Regions from separate parts of the Homo sapiens genome. Here region 1 is linked to region 2. The links are chromatin loops, found by intact Hi-C in ENCODE. Cell type or tissue: HCT116. All regions are shown on one strand. Each heading gives the region's core, and the rest is flanking DNA. Links, peaks and the distances in the headings are about the cores only. Region 1 has its middle 6.4 kb from the start of XPO6. Region 2 overlaps XPO6 (exportin 6).

Evidence for each region. Hi-C counts contacts between places; a loop is a spot of excess contacts. Peaks named below come from ENCODE experiments on the same cell type or tissue, not always from the same donor. Only the 100,000 strongest peaks of a DNase experiment are listed, where the experiment ranks them.
Region 1: a loop joins it to region 2, with 7 times the contacts of the local background. A loop is called at or near these places in 19 of 110 quality-filtered maps.

What each region holds. Positions count from the first base shown.
Region 1 is chr16:28,216,877-28,219,790 of GRCh38, forward strand. No RefSeq gene overlaps it. Among named protein-coding and RNA genes, the nearest start is that of XPO6, 6.4 kb to the left of the region's middle. RefSeq lists an enhancer at 2,320-2,821. In HCT116, for the core only: a CTCF peak has its summit at 1,428 (motif pointing left); a DNase peak (open chromatin) is centred at 1,445.
Region 2 is chr16:28,165,368-28,168,281 of GRCh38, forward strand. It overlaps XPO6 (exportin 6), which reads right to left. Exons shown (of 24, transcript NM_015171.4): 6 at 1,141-1,218. Among named protein-coding and RNA genes, the nearest start is that of XPO6, 45 kb to the right of the region's middle. In HCT116, for the core only: no CTCF peak of the experiment used is centred there; a DNase peak (open chromatin) is centred at 1,664; H3K27ac peaks cover 326 bases.

The sequences.
Region 1 (2,914 bases), core at 296-2,795, 52 kb after region 2:
TTAGCTTTGTGCCAGGCCTTTTGCTAAAAATGAAGTATTTAAAGTGAATAAGAATCAGGCAAATTGTCCACTGTCTGGGTCAGCAACAGCCACCCAAATAATTACAGCACATTGTGAGGTGTGTATGAACTTCCTAAGCGTACGAGGAAATGGGGAGGAAGCAACAAAGATGGTAACCTTTGGGTTGGGTCTTGATGGACGAATAGAAGTTCACCTGGCTGCTGCAGTCTTCAGTCCTTTTCCTACTCCAAGCTGTCTTCCACTGTGTCCGTTTCATTGCAAGTAACAAGGTGGGGACCCTAAAGTTTGGACTCTTAACAGTTGAAGAAGAAAAAAAGAATGTATTGTCTCGTAAAACGCCATCCAAAGGTTTGGATGAATTTCAGATATGGTGGATTCAGGGTGTGAATATCACAGAATTCAGTTTCTCTCTGTTCGTTGGTTCTGCTTCCTTGACTGGGGGTCATTTATCCTCATGGGCCCTGGCATATCTAGGCTTTCCCTTCTTCCAGGTTGAAGCCTGGTGGAGAGAAGGGCATATGCATCTCCTACAAATGTCGTAGAAAAATAAACCCTTTGTCTTTGATTGGGTCACATGCCCACTCCTGAACCAGTCACCATGGCCTGGGGAGTGTGATGCCCTGATTGGCTAATCTTGGGTCACATGTGCCACCAAGCTCCAGAGTAGCTCTTTCAATGGCCAACATCTCTCTCTCTCTCGAGCTCTCATTTTTTTTTTCATTTGTTTGTTGGTTTTGAGACAGGGTCTTGCTCTGTTGCCCAGGCTGGAGTGCAGTGGCTCAATCATAACTGACGTAGCTTCAAACTCCTGGGCTCGAGTGATCCTCCCACCTCAGCCTCCCGAGTAGCTGGGACTACAGTCACTGTGCCCAGCTAATTTTTTTTTTTTTAATGACTAGGGAGACGAGGGTCTCCCTAGGGTGGTCTCAAACTCCTAGGCTCAACCGGGCATGGTAGCTCACGCCTGTAATCCCAGCACTTTGGGAGGCCAAGGTGGGCAGATCACCTGAGGTCAGGAGTTCGAGACCAGCCTGGCCAACATGGTGAAACCCCGTCTTTACTAAAAATACAAAAATTAGCTGTGCGTGGTGGCAGGCACCTGTAATCCCAGCTACTTGGGAGGCTGAGGCAGGAGAATTGCTTGAACCTGGGAGGTGGAGGTTGCAGTGAGCCAAGATCACGCCATTGCACTCCACCCTGGGGACAGGAGCAGGACTTCGTCTCAAAAAAAAAAAAAAAAAAAACTAGGCTCAAGCAATCCTCCTGCCTCAGCCTCCCAAAATGCTGGGATTACAAGGGTGAGCCACTGTGCCTGGCCTCCATAGCCAAGATCTGTCTGAGCCCCACGACAGCTCTGTGAGGATCTCAGAAGGAAGAAAGGGTGAGAGTCTGGCACCCTCTGTAGGTGATGGGAACACACTGTCTGCATAGCCTGGCATTCAAGGCCTTTGAAGGCCTTCGCAGCTCTAGAGCCAGACTCTCTGGGTTTTTACTCAGCCTGTTACGTAGCTGTGTGGCCTTGAGCAAGTCATTTAAACTCTTTGTAACCTCAGTTTCCTCATCCATAAAATAGGAATAGTACTAGTACCTAGTTGGCTGGGCAGGTACCTGTTTCAGCTAAATTCTATCAGGAAAACCAAATTAGGATTCAAAATATTGACAAGGGAACCGGGCACGGTGGCTCACGCCTGTAATCCCAGCACTTTGGGAGGCCAAAGCGGGTGGATCACTTGAGGTTAGGAGTTCGAGGCCAGCCTGGCCAACATGGCGAAACCCTGTCTCTACTAAAAACACAAAAATTATCCAGGCGTGGTGGCACGAGCCTGTAGTCCCAGCTACTCAGATGGCTGAGGCAGGAGAATCACTTGAACCTGGGAGGTAGAGGTTGCAGTGAGCCAAGATCGCACCACTGCACTCCAGCCTGAAAGAGAGAGGAAGATTCTGTCTCAAAAAAAAAACAAAAGAAATGTTGACAAGGGGACTTTTTTTTTTTTTTTTTTTGAGACGGAGTCTCGCTCTGTCACCCAGGCTGGAGTACAGTGGCATGATCTCAGCTCACTGCAACCTCTGCCTCCTGGGTGCAAGCGATTCTCCTGCCTTAGCCTTTTGAGTAGCTAGGATTATAGGCATGCACCACCATGACTGGCTAATTTTTGTATTTTTAGTAGAGACGAGGTTTCACTGTGTTGGCCAGGCTAGTCGTGAACTCCTGACCTCAGGTGATCCCCCCACCTTGGCCTCCCAAAATGTTGGGATTACAGGTGTGAGCCACCATGCCCAGCTGACAAGGGGACTATTTTTAAAGGGTGGGATGTAAGGAAACCCTGCAAAGGAAAACACAACACAAGAGGTCTAGTAACAGCATGATTATTAGTACTTCTAAGCCTGCAGGGACAAGAGGAGGAATGGAGGCCAGAATCTGGAAAGGAAGAATTGTGTGAGAGCAGCTGAAGGAAGCAGCCAGCTAAGGTGATGCTGTGGGGAGAATGCCAGTGAAATAAACATGCTGACCTCACTGTCTGCTCTCTTGCTAATCTCCTGCTGGGGGATCCACATTGGATAAGTCCAGCTGTAAGCCAGGGAGCAAGGGAGCCTGCTGATGTAATCCGTACAGGTCGAACTTCTGGGCACAGGGCAGGCAGCACAGGGAAAGTGTGACAGCAGGGGAGCACATGGAAAAGATCCGGCAGCCCACCATGACCACGGCAAAGCATGAGAAGTGTTTAGAACTGTGTGGGTGGATCACCTGGGTCAGGAGTTTGAGACCGGCCTGGGTAACATGGTAGAACCCTGTCTCTACTAAAAATACAAAACTGAGCCAGTTGTGGTGGTGCATGCCTGTAGTCCCAGCTACTTGGGAGGCTGAGGCAGGAGAACTGTTTGAACCCAGGAG
Region 2 (2,914 bases), core at 111-2,610:
GCTGAGCCACCTCAAATATCTACCTAAAGAATAAAGGTTTGCCACCAAATACAAAGTTCCATTTCCTATGAGCTTATAATGCACTCTAGAACTCTATAATTGTTTGTAATCTAAGCAGTATGACAAATGGCTCTCTAATAATTTTTAATCCAAGTAAGATAATGAAAATTTGTAATAATTAGTGCACTATGAGTACTCCCCAAAACTTCCAGATAGATTTTTCAATTCTAGAGTAACTCTGTAAGAATTTCAGCTTCCACATACTAACAACAGGCTACATAAAACAGCTTGGGCTTAGAGACGTCTGACTTCCACAGCCTATCTCCTTGAAATAAAGGAGAAGATGTGGAAATATTTCTCATTAGCCACATCAACCTTTACAGTAGAGGAAGCTATATGTGTCAATTCACAGGATGTACTCTGCTGGAAAAGCATTTGTGATCATTTAGTGTAAACAGCAGCATTTAGAAACTAAAAGTTCCTGTTCAGATGCAATTTCCTCTTTCCATCCATCCTTGAAAGTAGTCATCTTTAGAAGAACTACACTCTGAATTTTGAAGCAGATATTAACATAACTGTGGACAATAACTAGCAACCAGTAAACTATTTAATAGCCTCTGCAAATATGCCCCGCTTTACCAAATGACTCTTAACCAATGTTGATTCAATGCTAACTACTGCATAGTCTCCACTATGCAGGCAGAGAGGTCTCCACTATGCAGGCAGAGAGGTCTCCACTCTGCCTTGGCCAACATGAATCCAGTGAGGAAGAAAGCACTCAATATTCCTGTTCCTATGTCCTCTCCTGCAGGCTGCTGCCCACCTCCTGCCACCCCTACAGAAGGACAAGCAGACGTTTCAAGCCCAAAGGCTCCTAACAATCTCAGCACAAGCACATAACCATGACATTCAGGAAAAATAAAAAAATGAGGGAAACAACCTAGGACTATTTTTTTAATGTAATTTTTAAAAACAGAGATAGAGTCTCACTATGTTGCCCAGGCTGGTCTCAAACTCTTGGCCTCTAGTGATCCTCCCACCTCAGCCTCCTCAGTACTGAGGACTACAGTTGCAAATCACCACACCTGGCCCCCAATACATTTAAAAAGAAGAATGCCTTGGCTGGCAGGCAGACCATACCACTTTCTCCTGAGGTCGGGGATGGTGGTGGAGTGGCAGCAGTAACACTGTGTTTGTCCCAGACAGTCTCCAAGATACCTACCAAGAAAGGAGAAACAGAGTTATAAGAGAAATAATGTCCAGCATATAAAAATCATATTTAGAGAAAGTTTCTTGATACCTCTGATCAAACATGAGTACTTGAACATCCCTTTCTTGACCATGTCCTCCTCCAGCTAGCGGCTGTGCCTCTCGACTTCACAGCTATCTTCTGGCTCTCCACTGCTTCACTGTGGCCTTGTGGTGTGGCCTCTCCCCACTGTTGCCTCCAGCACTGCTCTTTGCCAGAGTCACCTGGTTGCTGCATGCACTCACTGGTCACTTAATCCCCATCCTCCTTGACCACACTGTGGCATTACAGGCCATTGCCTAAACCCTTCTCTGAGCTGGTAGCACCACTCTTTCCTGGCTTTTCTCTGGTTTCTTTGAACTCAATTCTATCCCTTTCACTATTACTTCCATCCTCTGCCCATGAGTCATTTAAACACACGTTTCCCCAGGTTCCCTGACTGACCTGCTTCTCCTCTCATTTCACTCTCACTGCTAGAGTGACTCATCCACTGCTATGGCTTCAATATATTCTGAAGCCTCTCAAGTCTCCTGTTCTTGGCCCAAACTCACCTTGACTATATACACCAAGCTCTGCCTCACACGATGGGGGCTTCAGAAACAAGGCAAGGCAGTAACAGACCTGCATGTCCACCTGCTTCCTGGACAATGCTACGTGCATATCCCAAACTCAACTTTTCGTTCCCCACAAACCTGCCACCAATCCTTTTTCGTTCCTCATGCAGGAAACAGGCTGGAAATCCTGGCTTCTGCTGACCTCATCTAGCCTCACCTGACCCAGGCTTCAGCTCACCCGACAGACGCGGCCTTGCTATGCTCAACTGTCTGCTGTTCCTTCTACATGTGTCCCTCTCAACCTCTGACCTGCTCTCCTCCTCCCAATTTCAACATCACCTTTCCACCAGACTAAATGCCACCTGTCTGTCGCTCAAAATTCCATTCAGCTGTCACCTCCTTCAGGAATTCCTGCACATAAAACATACCTCTATTTAGCTCTTAAAACATCTTTAACTGTTTACTTGTGTCTCCCCACTCAAGTGTAAATTACCTGAGGGTGGGAACTGTGTTTTCTTCCTCTTTGTACCCGTACAGAACCCGGAACATAAGGTGATCACAAAGGCTTTTGAAAATATCTTATTCTCAAATTTTTCATATTAAAACCTGAATAAATCTTGAAAGCATTATGTTAAGTGAAAAAGCCAGACACAAAAGATCACATATTGTATGCTTCCATTTTTATGAGAATTCCAAAAAAGGCAAATCCATAGAGACAGACTAAGTAGATTAGTGAATGCCAGGGATTGGGGGAGAGGAGAATGGGGCGGGGTGGGGGAGGGTACTGCTAATGGGTATGATGCTTCTTTTTATAGTGATGACAATGTTCTGGAATTAGATAGCGGTGAAGGTTGCACAACCTCAAGAATATACTAAAAGCCGGTCAATATTGCACTTTAAAATGGTGAGTTTTATCTCAATTTTTAAAATATTTAATATACTGCTGGGCACTGTAGGACACAGAGGTATAAAACATGGTCCCTAACATTAGAAATTTAACATTTAGTTGGGGTGTCAAAAAATGTGCTTTGAGACCAGGCACAGTGGCTCATGCCTGTAACTTCAGCACTTTGGGAGGCTAAGGCAGGAGGATCACTTGAGCCTAAGAGTT